Linked DNA regions of Homo sapiens: all the other regions are linked to region 1. A link is a contact called in ENCODE Hi-C or POLR2A ChIA-PET data. All regions are on one chromosome and are shown on one strand. The core of a region is the stretch at or near the end of the contact, and the rest is flanking DNA. Distances in the headings are between cores, read along the strand shown.

Region 1 (2,844 bases), core at 199-2,698:
CCTTTTGTGGGGAAGTGACGTCCAAAGGATTACACAAAAGAAAGGGCACCAAGTTGCTGATATAGTCCCCCGGAAACACAAATAAACAGGATTGGGTTGGAAGCCCTGGGCCACTTCAAAGAAAAAAATCAAGTCAATGGTAATAGTAAGAAATGAAAACAGGCAGGGTAGCTTGCTGTCTGTGTTTAAAACTATTAAACCCGGTAGGTAAAGCCCATTTGGCTTTAAGGTTTTATTAGGCTCTCACAGACCCCATCTCCACCCCCACACACATTGCTAATCACAGTAGACCCCAGCTGTGATTCCCATCCACCCCCAGGAAAGGAGAGGGGGCTTCCCACTGTGAAAGAAAATGCCTTCTCAGACAAGAACTATGCTCCAGTCCTGACTTTCAGCAAGGCAAGCAGGGAGCTTCCTCCATGCTGGGAAAATGGCATACAGTACTTCACCTGCTAGGTACATTAAATTTGTCAACTCTGCTTCACGTCGCGAGTGTAGGGAATGTGTTTGCTTTTTAGATTTCAAATCGGATTAAAATAATTAAGTTTTCTAAACAACAATGCCATGCTTAAACCAAAGGACACGCCCTAGAACAAGAGCTAACAAGAACTAGCCTGACCGGTAAAGTAGACTGAAATATCTATTGAAAACGTTAACTGCTAAAACTGCCTGAAAGGGCTTTTTTAAATGAGAAAGTTTTTTCAGCTATATCAAGTTGAACGAATCCACTGATATTAGGGAAGGCACGTTATTTCAATATTTATATTTTAATCATAAGAAGAAACGAGAAGGAAGAGAAATGGGAAGAAATTTCAGGTCTCCAAGAAACTTTGTTCATTATATTTACTCATCTAAACTTGCAATGCTTGAAATAATCTTTCGTACGTAACCGACAAAACCCAGGAAAAAAACTATACAGTTTGAACTACGGCCTTTTTTTTTTTTCTGTTTCTGAGCTTGGTGTTGGCCACCCAAAGCTACTGCTGCTGCATTTGGTTCAGGTCGGATGCATGAGCCCGAGCTCGTCCTAAACAGGCATTCTGAAAAGCACTGGCTCCCCCGACCCTGTGAGGGCCCATCACGCGCGGCGGCTTTTGCAGGCCGCGGCCCCGAGGGCTTCCTGGAGGCGGCGACGGCGGCGGCGGCGGGCACTCACCGTACTCCATGAGGCTCTGACAGCCCTCCTCGTAGGACCCGCTGCCGCCGCCCTCTTGGGAGCATTTCCACCACAGCGAGGACGTCTGGCCGTGGTCGCTAGACTGCAACCAGCCGCGGCCGGCCAGCGCGATGATGTCGAAGGCGATGGCGCTGAGTAGGAGCAGGGGCAGGATCCAGCGGCAGCGCTCGCAGGCCAGGCCGCAGCGGATCATGTTGACGGGCGGCGCGGGGCCGAGCGGAGCGGAGCGGAGCGGGTCGGAGGAGCGCGCGGGACGGGCGACAGCAGAGAGTGGCCTGCGAGCGCGGGCGCCGCCACAAAAGCGAAGAGGCCGCGGGGAGGCGGCTCCCGAGGACGCCGCTCCGGGCGGCCCCACCTAGATTCCGGTGACTCAGAGCGCGCCCGCCCCGACCTGCCCTGCCGGGCCGGGGCGGGCGGGGCCGCTGGTAAACAGGCTGGGTTCTGGTGACACCGGGCGGCGGCGGAAGGCGGCCCGAGGGTCCCGCGCGTCCCACAACCCTCCAGTCCCGCTCTCCTGGCCTCTCCAGGCGCGTGTTTTGTCTTCCTGGCGCACCAACATATACACTTGTTTATCTGCACAGCGCCAGCCTAATATCTGACCCCTGATGTCGCATCGTGGGGCGGTGGTCAGCAGTGCCATATCTGAGTTTTCAGCAGTGTGAGATGGGTGTTCTAATTGCACCTGTGGATAAAGGCTGCACTCCTTTGGACGCGTGCACCCAAACCCAGAAGCCCGTCCCTGACCCCTGCTGACACAGGTGATCCCTTCCTCCTAGGCTCCGCCTTTGCACCTTGGACCGTGGCTCCCCGGGTACTCTTATCTCTTTGCATGCTGTTCTTTCCTGCTGGGTTGCCAGATTTTGGAAAGCGGAGGCGATGCTGAATTTATCTGTGTATCCTTAGTGTCCGGCACCGTGTTTGGATCTCAAGGGGAGCTCAGTGAATTTGATGAATGAACATGTAATTTAACAAATGCTCGCTTCCTTTCGGAAAGGCTTCATCTGGCTTCCCCAGATAATTTCATGTCGCCTCTGCTGCAGTCCACTTCCTATCACGAATCTCTACCTATTTAAACTGCACTCTCTCTACTCTTCATTTACTATTTTGAGGTTTTTCCAAATAAAAATCATACGTCAGCATGCAACCTGCATTTAGGATCCCCCCTTCGGTGTCCTGGGCTAGCTCCCGTCGCAGTTCTGACTCCTAAGATGTGACAGGAAGGGTGGGGTGGCAGCCAGGTGTGCCGCTGAGGACAAAGGAGTTCTCAGTGTCAGGCACCTCGGTGGCCTTGGGAAAATCACTGAAACATCGTATGGGGGTCATGTCTTAACCCTGTACCTCCAAAGATTTCTTCTGAATCCCCTATTTTTTCTGTTAATTTAATATAAAAGTGGGAACTACTTAAAAATATTTTAAATTGTATTCCAATTTGATATTCTCAATAGAAACAGAATACTCTTTTGACTTATGCCATTTTCTGGCAATTCTTGAGGACGAATAAAAGCATGGAGAAAGTATCTGAAAATACATGAAATAATTTCCCTAGCCTTCATTTTACATAATTCAAGTTTTACATAAACCACGTCATATATTTTTATTACAGGAAAATATTTTCACTTTCAAAGAACACAAGAGGGTGTTCTGCCAAAAGTTAATTTTGTATCGTG
Region 2 (2,844 bases), core at 102-2,601, 220 kb before region 1:
GAAGATATTTCTTCAGCTCTGGGGAAAATGCCACAGTGTTCTCCTGAGAGAACATCCTTGCTTTGAGTCAGGCTGTGGGCAAGTTCCTGACCACAGGGAGTAAATTGGCCTCTTTGATACACTTTTGCTTGCCTCCCCAGGAAAGAAGGAATTGCATCCAAGGTATACATACATATTCATCGATGTTTCGTGCTTCTCCTTATGAAACTCCAGCTATGTAATAAAAAACTATACTCTGTGTTCTGTTAATGCCTCTGAGTGTCCTACCTCCTTGGAGATGAGATAGGGAAGGAGCAGGGATGAGACTGGCAATGGTCACAGGGAAAGATGTGGCCTTTTGTGATGGTTTTATTTTCTGTTAACACTGTGTCCTGGGGGGGCTGGGAAGTCCCCTGCATCCCATGGTACCCTGGTATTGGGACAGCAAAAGCCAGTAACCATGAGTATGAGGAAATCTCTTTCTGTTGCTGGCTTACAGTTTCTCTGTGTGCTTTGTGGTTGCTGTCATATTTGCTCTAGAAGAAAAAAAAAAAAGGAGGGGAAATGCATTTTCCCCAGAGATAAAGGCTGCCATTTTGGGGGTCTGTACTTATGGCCTGAAAATATTTGTGATCCATAACTCTACACAGCCTTTACTCATACTATTAGGCACACTTTCCCCTTAGAGCCCCCTAAGTTTTTCCCAGACGAATCTTTATAATTTCTTTCCAAAGATACCAAATAAACTTCAGTGTTTTCATCTAATTCTCTTAAAGTTGATATCTTAATATTTTGTGTTGATCATTATTTCCATTCTTAATGTGAAAAAAAGTAATTATTTATACTTATTATAAAAAGTATTTGAAATTTGCACATTTAATTGTCCCTAATAGAAAGCCACCTATTCTTTGTTGGATTTCTTCAAGTTTTTCTAAATAAATGTAACTTTTCACAAGAGTCAACATTAAAAAATAAATTATTTAAGAACAGATTGTGATGTTTTCAATTGATGAATGCTGAAAGAAAAAGAAAGGCTTGGATATTAAGACTGTGCTTCCTAAGCAGCTTTATTTTGAGGTGCACCTGAGCAATGCACACATCTCTCATCCATGGTAGCAAGGCAGCTTTTCATAAATAATAACTGTATGAGGTCCAGGCCCAGTCCTCAAGCACAAGCCCCCGCTTGACAATGAAGACACTCTTCCTCTGATGGGAAGAGGAAAGGGATGCTAGGACCCTGTGGCCCTTTTAAGCTTCCTGCCCTAAACTTTTATAAAGTGAAGAAAGAGAAAACAAGAGGGAGGAGGAGGGAAAGACAGGAAAGAGAGAAGTAGGCAGGCAGGAAGGAAGACTGATGTAAGATCTCCTGGGTCAGACAAAGCAGAGGAGGCAGCGTGGCTGTGCTGGCTGCCAGAACCAGGAAATTAAAAAATAACACATTCCTCCATGCGCAAGCCTTCATCCCCACCTCCCATCCAGTACAAATGGACTCACAGACGACTGATTCAGCAGGACTGCGCAGCTCCCAGAATCTACTTTTTTAAGCTCCTCGGGTGATCTGGATGATCAGCCAGATTTTAGAATCACACTTTAAAAAATATATTTATAATTTTTTTTTAACTTTTTAAAAGTAGAAAACTTTAATAAGAAAGTGACAAGTACTATAAAGAGCCACTCTATAGCCATCCTCCAGTTTCAATAATTACCAACGTTCTGCCCAATTTGTTTCATCTATCACATCCTCTTTTTTGTTTTTCCTGGACTACTTGAAAGCAAATCCCAGATATTGTGTCTTCATACCCATAAATATTTCAGTGTGCACCTCTAATTGAATAGAATATGTCCTTTTAACATAACCACCATTATCAGAGCCAGCTAAATTATTTTATTCTTTAATATCCAAATTCCAAGTATGTATTCTAATTTCTCAGTTTATCCACCATACAAGACAAAGTCTTATTGCTTTCGTTTAGTAAGGATCTTTTCTTTTTTTTTTAATGTTTAGCAATATTTATTAGGACGTATACCTACCTTATGATCCAAAAATTCCAATCCTAGGTATACACTCAATGGTATACACTCTACTCCTAGCTATACACCCATAAAACAGAAATGCATGCATATGTTCACCAAAATATGGTACTAAAATGTTCATCTCAGCAGTATTCATAATAGCTCCAAACTACAAACGATCCAAATGTTCATTAACAGGAGAAAAGAGAAATATATTGTGGTATATTCATATAATGGATTATCATATAGCAGTAAGAGTGAATAGGCACCTGTAGTTCCAGCTACTCAGGAGGCTGAGGTGGGAGAACTGCTTAAGGCTACAGTGAGTTATAAGGCTCTATTTATTTATTTATTTATTTTTGAGACAGAGTCTTTTTTAAATTTTTTTTTATTATACTTTAAGTTCTGGGATACATGTGTAGAACGTTCAGGTTTGTTACATAGGTATACATGTGCCATAGTGGTTTGCTGCACCCATCAACCCATCATCTACATTAGGTATTTCTACTAATGCTGTGCCTCTCCTAGCCCCCCTACCCCGTGACAGGCCCCAGTGTGTGATGTTCCCTTCCCTGTGTCCATGTGTTCTCATTGTTCAACTCCCACTTATAAGTGAGAACATGCAGTGTCTGGTTTTCTGTTCCTGTGTTAGTTTGCTGAGAATGATGGTTTCCAGCTTCATCCATGGCTTTGCAAAGGACATGAACTCATCCTTTTTTATGGCTGCATAGTATTCCATGGTGTATATGTGCCACATTTTCTTTATCCAGTCTATCATTGATGGGCATTTGGTTGGTTCCAAGTCTTTGCTATTGTGAATAGTGCCCCAATAAACATACATCATACATGTGC
Region 3 (2,844 bases), core at 121-2,620, 200 kb before region 1:
CTTCTGTTTCCAGCAAGCATCCTCCATAAAAGGCTTTGAAGTTATTAATATAATTAGCAAAAAATTCAGTACAGTATCTATTTTTAAACAGCGGTATTAAATTATAAGAACTATTTGTCCATTTACCCTAGTTCCTTGGAAGGCCGTGCGGAAGAATCAAATGCGCAAAGGTTAAAGCCCACAATTTTCTTCTTGAAGTAAATGGTAGCATTGTTAAGAAACGACCGAGGCCAATTTTCCTTTTTAACAGTGAGAACAACTTGTAACTAGAAGTCAGAATCTCTATTCAAGTATTTTACACAGTTCTTCTGTGAATTGCATATAGTGGATAGGATCATATTGATCTGTGATGTCAAAATCCAGTGCAGAGGCTTCACAGAGGAAGTAAAAGGAGATAAGATGACTACTCACCACTGCTCTGGGCACCAAGGCCCAACCTCTCCTCCTCAGAGGAGGGCAGTTGTCCAGGTACCTTTTAGCCCCAGCTCACATCTGAGGCTCATTATTCCTGGGTGAGAAAGCAGCTTTGGGGCACTTTCTAGAATGCTCTATCATGTGCTAGAGAATGATAATGGTGAATTCCACAGAGAGTTGTGCTTGGAGGATTCCTTCATTCTCAGCTGGGAGAGACAACCACCCCCGGTAGTTGGCTTTAAAATTTTTTTTTATCTATCTATCTATCATCTATCTATCTATCGATATTTTCACCATGTAGCCCAGGCTGGTCTTGAACTCCTGAGTTCAAGAAATTGGCCCGCCTCGGCCTCCCAAATTGTTGGCATGAGCCACCGCACCTGGCCCCAGGTAGTATTTTTACACTTGTATTGTCCAAGTTTTAGCATGAAGTGTTGCTTTTTCTCTGGTGGTCTGGAAGAGTTCACCCTGCCTGTTAGTGTGAATTTTACCTGCTAGAAGTGTGTCTCCAACAGACATCATCCTGAGAATGTCAGTGGGGGACTCAAAAACGAGGGGGCATCTCCTTGCCAATGGGGCATCTCATAGTCGTCAATGCCACTAGCGGTTAACAGGAGTACCTCTGGATGTGCATGCTGTTTTAGGTAGGCCTTTTCGGGTTTTGAAAACTCACAAAGCAAGTGAGGGGACTGGAAATTGAATTTATTCTTAGATCCTTGTCTCAGAAATGTAAGCACAGGGCAAGAAAGTCAGCACAGTGCCCTGGAGTCCTATCTGATCTCCGGGTTTTGGGGGCACCTTCCAGAAGGTACAGGTGCCACAAATACCCCTGCAAGACTCAGTGGAAAAACTCTCACCACTATTCTTATGCCCAAGGGGCCACGCTGTGAGTGTCTGCATCTCCTCAACCACACAGGTCTTCTCATTGCATGCCTAGATAAGGCAGTTACATTGAAACTATTGCATCACCTTGCTGCAGTCATGTATGATTAACTAGATATGCTGGAAAGAGAGAGGAAGGAGGCTGGTTACCGAGTTTAAGGAGTGTCATTTATGGTAAAACACATTTTTCCTATAATAAAATCAATCATAGGTGGTGGCAATTGCTACAACATGCTTTAGTATTGGTTTGATTTCTCCATTTCTAGATAGTGTTTCCCATTAGGTTGTTTTTTTTTTTTTTTTTTAATCAGCCTCAAAGAAACCTTAAAATAAAGTTGTGACTGAGGGCGGGTGAAGGGGACATGGAGTATGATAGTCACTTTTGTTCCAGTGTTAATTTTCAAAAACTCCGGATGTCTAATATTGAAAGCCAGTCCAGAGCGCTCAGTGTTAAAGAACTCGCTCCCTACCCGCCCCCCCGCCACCCCAACTGCGGGGCTGAATCACACGAGGAAGGAAAGTCTGGCTCACTGCTTTATTAATTCACTACTGTGATTTCTTTCTCTGTTACTAAAGGGGACTGGGCGGGGGGTGGTAAATTGAGTGGGCAGCCAGGAAATGTGATATTTTTCTTGGTTCCTTGTGATTGGAGGAAATTCTGTCTTCTCCTTTTGGTTCAAAAGTTTTAGCAACATAACCTTTGGTTTTGTTTTGTTTTTCTGTGAAGTAATTTGACTTTTCAGTGGAAGCTACCCCAAGCCCACCTCTCTGGGGTTGTAAAACCCGCTCGCTTTGATACAATTTCATTAAATGAAGTCATCCAGATGGTGAGCCCATATAAAACCCTGACCTTCAAAGGTCTCTGCCTGTCTCTAGGTCCTTGGGTAATTTGAAGTGTCACTTCTTGGCCATGTCTGCTCAGACCTGTCACCTTAAATCTCCTCTTTGAACTTTATCTTACTTTTCTCCTTAATCTTCTTTTGATGGGAGGTGAACATTAATAGGAATGATCTTCAATGCCGGTTCTCTGAAGACCCGTAGTAATTGTTAGTAATCAAGCCTGATGTGATGGACAAAATACACATTATGTGTAAATGTCCCATGCAAAATGTGAGAAAGTTTAGATGATGTACAGCAGTTATTTTTAGTCCTTCGAATAAAACATACTCCTCACATACATACTCCTCACATTCGAGAGCAATATTATAAATAATGCAGCATTCATTTAATATAACCTCAGTATGTTTCATTTCAAAAGACCAACTGTAATTTCTATTTCTGTTTATTTTTAAAGAACTCTTCACTACTGTAATATTATATTTTAATAATAATAACAATGACCTGTATATATTACATACTTAATATATGACAGTCCATAAGCTAGGGTTTATAAAAATATATATGATCAAATTTCATCCTAACAATACATTATGTGTTAAGTATTATCCCCATTTGACAAACAAGAAAACTGGGTCTCAGAAATGTGCACAGTCATGTTTAAAAATCCTAACTCTCTATCTCAAAAACCCATCCTATGGTGTCTCTAAG
Region 4 (2,844 bases), core at 146-2,645, 160 kb before region 1:
TATCCTGGCTAACATGGTGAAACCCCGTCTCCACAAAAAAATTACAAAAAATTAGCCAGGTGTGGTGGCATGTGCCTGTAGTCCCAGCTACTCAGGGGGCTGAGGCAGGAGAATCGCTTGAATCCAGTGGGGCGGAGGTTGCAGTGAACCGAGATCGCACCACTGCACTCCAGCCTGGGTGACAGAGCGAGACTCCGTCTCAAAAAAAAAAAGAATTCTTTGGATTTTAGAAAGACAGTTCAGCACAATGTACATACCCTACATCCCTTAACATTCCCAGTAGGGTCAGGGAGAGCTACTTCTAATCAAACACACTAATATTTCTGCAGCAAAGTGTATGAATGTCCACATTATGTGCAATAAATAAGGATCATTTATAGTGTGATGTCACTTCATGGATCAGATTTTGCCACCAAAATGAGCTATGAAAACCCAGCGGTTTTCAGTTTTCAGTACTCTTTAGATTTTAGGATTAAGGATAAAAGATTGTTCACTCTCCTTAATCTACAAGTGAGATTCTCAAGCTGTGTTTTGCAGAACTACTTAAGAGTGCCCCAGCCCAGAAGCACTGAATCAGATTCTTTGGGGTGTGGCCTGGGAATTGGAATTTTTGACAAACAACCCAGCTGATACTGATGCAGACGCTGGGGAAACACTTCAAGAAACACTGCCTAGGGCATAGTGCTATACGGCATGGGAAACAGATGGGAACCTCAGCTGGGCTATTTTCATCACATGCCTCTCCCCAAACCTCCCTTTGACATCACTTTGACCCTGCAGTCAAGTTTCACAGAATTTTTCTATGACATTTTGATGGAGGTGGGTGTCCAAAGACAGGAATATACAAAGATCAAAGGGACAGGAGAGAAAAACAAAACAGAAAAAGGCAGACAGAATTACTATTCTAAACTCAAGCTACAGTCTGGTCATCAGATTATGTCACATGTATTCATTCACTATACGGAGTATGCGTTATTGGTCAGACGCTGGTGCAGGTATTTGGACAATCACAAAATAATTCTAGACCAAGTAATTTTCCCTTTTGGTAATTCTTGTTTCTCTCTATACCACTTGTTGTTTTGGGTTTTGTTTTGTTTTTTAAGGAGTGGGCATCAGCCACTGAAGCACATTGAGTCCTTCCAGGCAGTAGCTCCACCTGCTGGAATAGAAGGAAACTAATCAGTGTCCCACTGTTTCATATAGATGAGCCTTCGCATGTACTAAATCACAATTCACTATTTGACCAGGTCACTTGTGCTAATGGAAGTTGTTTGTCAGCTATAGGTAAGCGGAGGAGAGAATTACCCACGTAACCCCATCAGAGAGCATTAGACTAATCTACATGGTTGAGAAGGCTTTAGTGTTAAATAGGTTAACACCCAGTGAAATTTCCCTAATATAGCCTGTGCTGGATGGAGATGCACTGACCTTCCTTGCAAGAGCCTTTCCCTGAAGTTGGGCTCCTGAGAGAAGTTCTGAACATGGCTATCCCTGCCTTTTCATCTTGTCAGCAGGTAATGAGCTAGGCATGGGAGCTCAGAATACCACCAAAAGCCCTTTAGGGGCTATCCAGACTTAGCATTGTGTCTGAAAGTTGCTTTGTTGACCATTTATTTACCCTCTCCTCTATCTCCTCTAGCCCTGTTCATTTTCTCTACAGCACCCATTTCCCCCTAAATTCACTCTGGTTTTACTCACAAAAGGTTATACTCATACCCCTCTTCATCTGGGCATCTGTTTCTCTAGGTTTCTTTTTACATGGGTTTGCATATGGAGATCTGGTTATCTCTGCGGAGGTTTCTGTGTTGATGTCTCTGTTTGGAGGTCTCTCGGTAGGTAGGTGTGTATCCCTGTGGGAGGGAGTAGAGGTGATAAGGTAGTGTTTATGTTTAGATATACCAGTGATCACATGTAGGAACATAACATGCTATTTTCAGCCTGGCTGGCTTCTATGGAAAATGGAGGATTTGGATAAGTGGAGGGGAGGAAAGAGGCTGAGAAGGAAGGAGGGAACATTTGTAGAGGTGGAAATGAGTGTGACCAATAAGGGATCTATGAAAAAAAAAAACAGACTAGAGAAGCCTCCTCCCCAGTGTCAACCCACAAGAGCAGAGACTTTGTTCTCTGGAGTCTCCTTGGAGGCTTGAAGGGGGCCTGACACACAGCAAGCACTCAATATGTGTTGGATGAACAAATGTTATCATTGCGATGGTTACTGTTACATAAAAGTGCATCCTACAGGCATCTAGAGCTTTGTAAGTTGTAGGGTGTTTAGGAATATTTGCGGTGTCAGAAGTAGGTTGGAGAAGGAGGGAGGAGTCAAAGCTGGCCTTGAAAGTCAGACTGTGGAGCTTGAGGTGGAAGGGACTGTTGCAGTAATTGAGGTTGCAGGGGGCAGCGCACTCTGTAGGACTCCTCACAAACGTTGCATCGGCAGTCACAGCTCAGTTCCTTACTAACTGGGTGCTGTGGGACAAGCTTCCCTTCTCACGTCCCTGGATTCTTCTCTTCCGCCTGTCTCAGAAACGTCTGGGCTCCACAGGGCTCAGAACGGAGGCACCTTCTCTTCTCTATGTATATTTTCTCCTGCAGGCCAATGGTTCTAAACACTGTGTATATGCAGATAATCCCATATTTTTACCTCTAGCCAGATTCCTCATCAAGATTCAAGTATTCAGCTGTCTAATTGACCTTTTGATTTGGATCATCTTTTTTTTACATGGCCAAAATAGAACTCTTGATTGCATGTCCCATTTCTCTTTCTCAACACCTGTTTCTACTACTCTGGTCCTCTTAACTCTGTTATTGGCACTGCCATTCACCCAGTTGCTTATGCTAGAAACA

The links. A loop is a pair of places that touch in the nucleus more often than their neighbours do. ChIA-PET counts read pairs that join two places held with the same protein, here RNA polymerase II (POLR2A). Pooled maps may share reads with other maps.
Region 2: a map of CD4-positive, alpha-beta T cell shows a loop between it and region 1 (6-fold over the local background). The contact joins the enhancer-like site here to the promoter of PERP in region 1. A Hi-C loop is called at or near these places in 10 of 168 maps with a recorded cell type or tissue (CD4-positive, alpha-beta T cell, CD4-positive, alpha-beta memory T cell, GM12878 and 6 more), 7 of 37 single-sample maps with no recorded cell type and 9 of 50 pooled maps. POLR2A ChIA-PET finds 5 or more read pairs at or near these places in 2 of 52 experiments (MCF 10A and T-cell).
Region 3: a map of naive thymus-derived CD4-positive, alpha-beta T cell shows a loop between it and region 1 (4-fold over the local background). The contact joins the enhancer-like site here to the promoter of PERP in region 1. A Hi-C loop is called at or near these places in 1 of 168 maps with a recorded cell type or tissue (naive thymus-derived CD4-positive, alpha-beta T cell) and 6 of 50 pooled maps. POLR2A ChIA-PET finds 5 or more read pairs at or near these places in 1 of 52 experiments (T-cell).
Region 4: a loop to region 1 is called in a pooled map, with 6 times the contacts of the local background. The contact joins the promoter of LINC02865 here to the promoter of PERP in region 1. A Hi-C loop is called at or near these places in 15 of 37 single-sample maps with no recorded cell type and 14 of 50 pooled maps.

Annotation. Positions count from the first base shown.
Region 1 is chr6:138,105,971-138,108,814 of GRCh38, forward strand. It overlaps PERP (p53 apoptosis effector related to PMP22), which reads right to left and starts at 1,449. Exons shown (of 3, transcript NM_022121.5): 1 at 1,157-1,449. The coding sequence starts at 1,370. RefSeq lists a silencer at 1,578-1,627.
Region 2 is chr6:137,882,345-137,885,188 of GRCh38, forward strand. TNFAIP3 (TNF alpha induced protein 3) reads left to right here. Exons shown (of 9, transcript NM_001270508.2): 9 at 1-968. Among named protein-coding and RNA genes, the nearest start is that of WAKMAR2, 16 kb to the left of the region's middle. Within about 2 kb of position 1,352, at least 10 of the 41 ENCODE cell types and tissues checked have a DNase peak (open chromatin) inside an H3K27ac peak, as active enhancers do; they include CD4-positive, alpha-beta T cell, endothelial cell of umbilical vein and sigmoid colon, where a contact is called at or near this core.
Region 3 is chr6:137,903,326-137,906,169 of GRCh38, forward strand. No RefSeq gene overlaps it. Among named protein-coding and RNA genes, the nearest start is that of WAKMAR2, 37 kb to the left of the region's middle. RefSeq lists enhancers at 1,785-1,834, 2,015-2,104. Within about 2 kb of position 1,371, at least 4 of the 41 ENCODE cell types and tissues checked have a DNase peak (open chromatin) inside an H3K27ac peak, as active enhancers do.
Region 4 is chr6:137,943,953-137,946,796 of GRCh38, forward strand. It overlaps LINC02865 (long intergenic non-protein coding RNA 2865), which reads left to right and starts at 1,396. Exons shown (of 2, transcript NR_174953.1): 1 at 1,396-1,514. It overlaps SIMALR (suppressor of inflammatory macrophage apoptosis lncRNA), which reads right to left and starts at 1,848. Exons shown (of 2, transcript NR_149097.1): 1 at 1,717-1,848.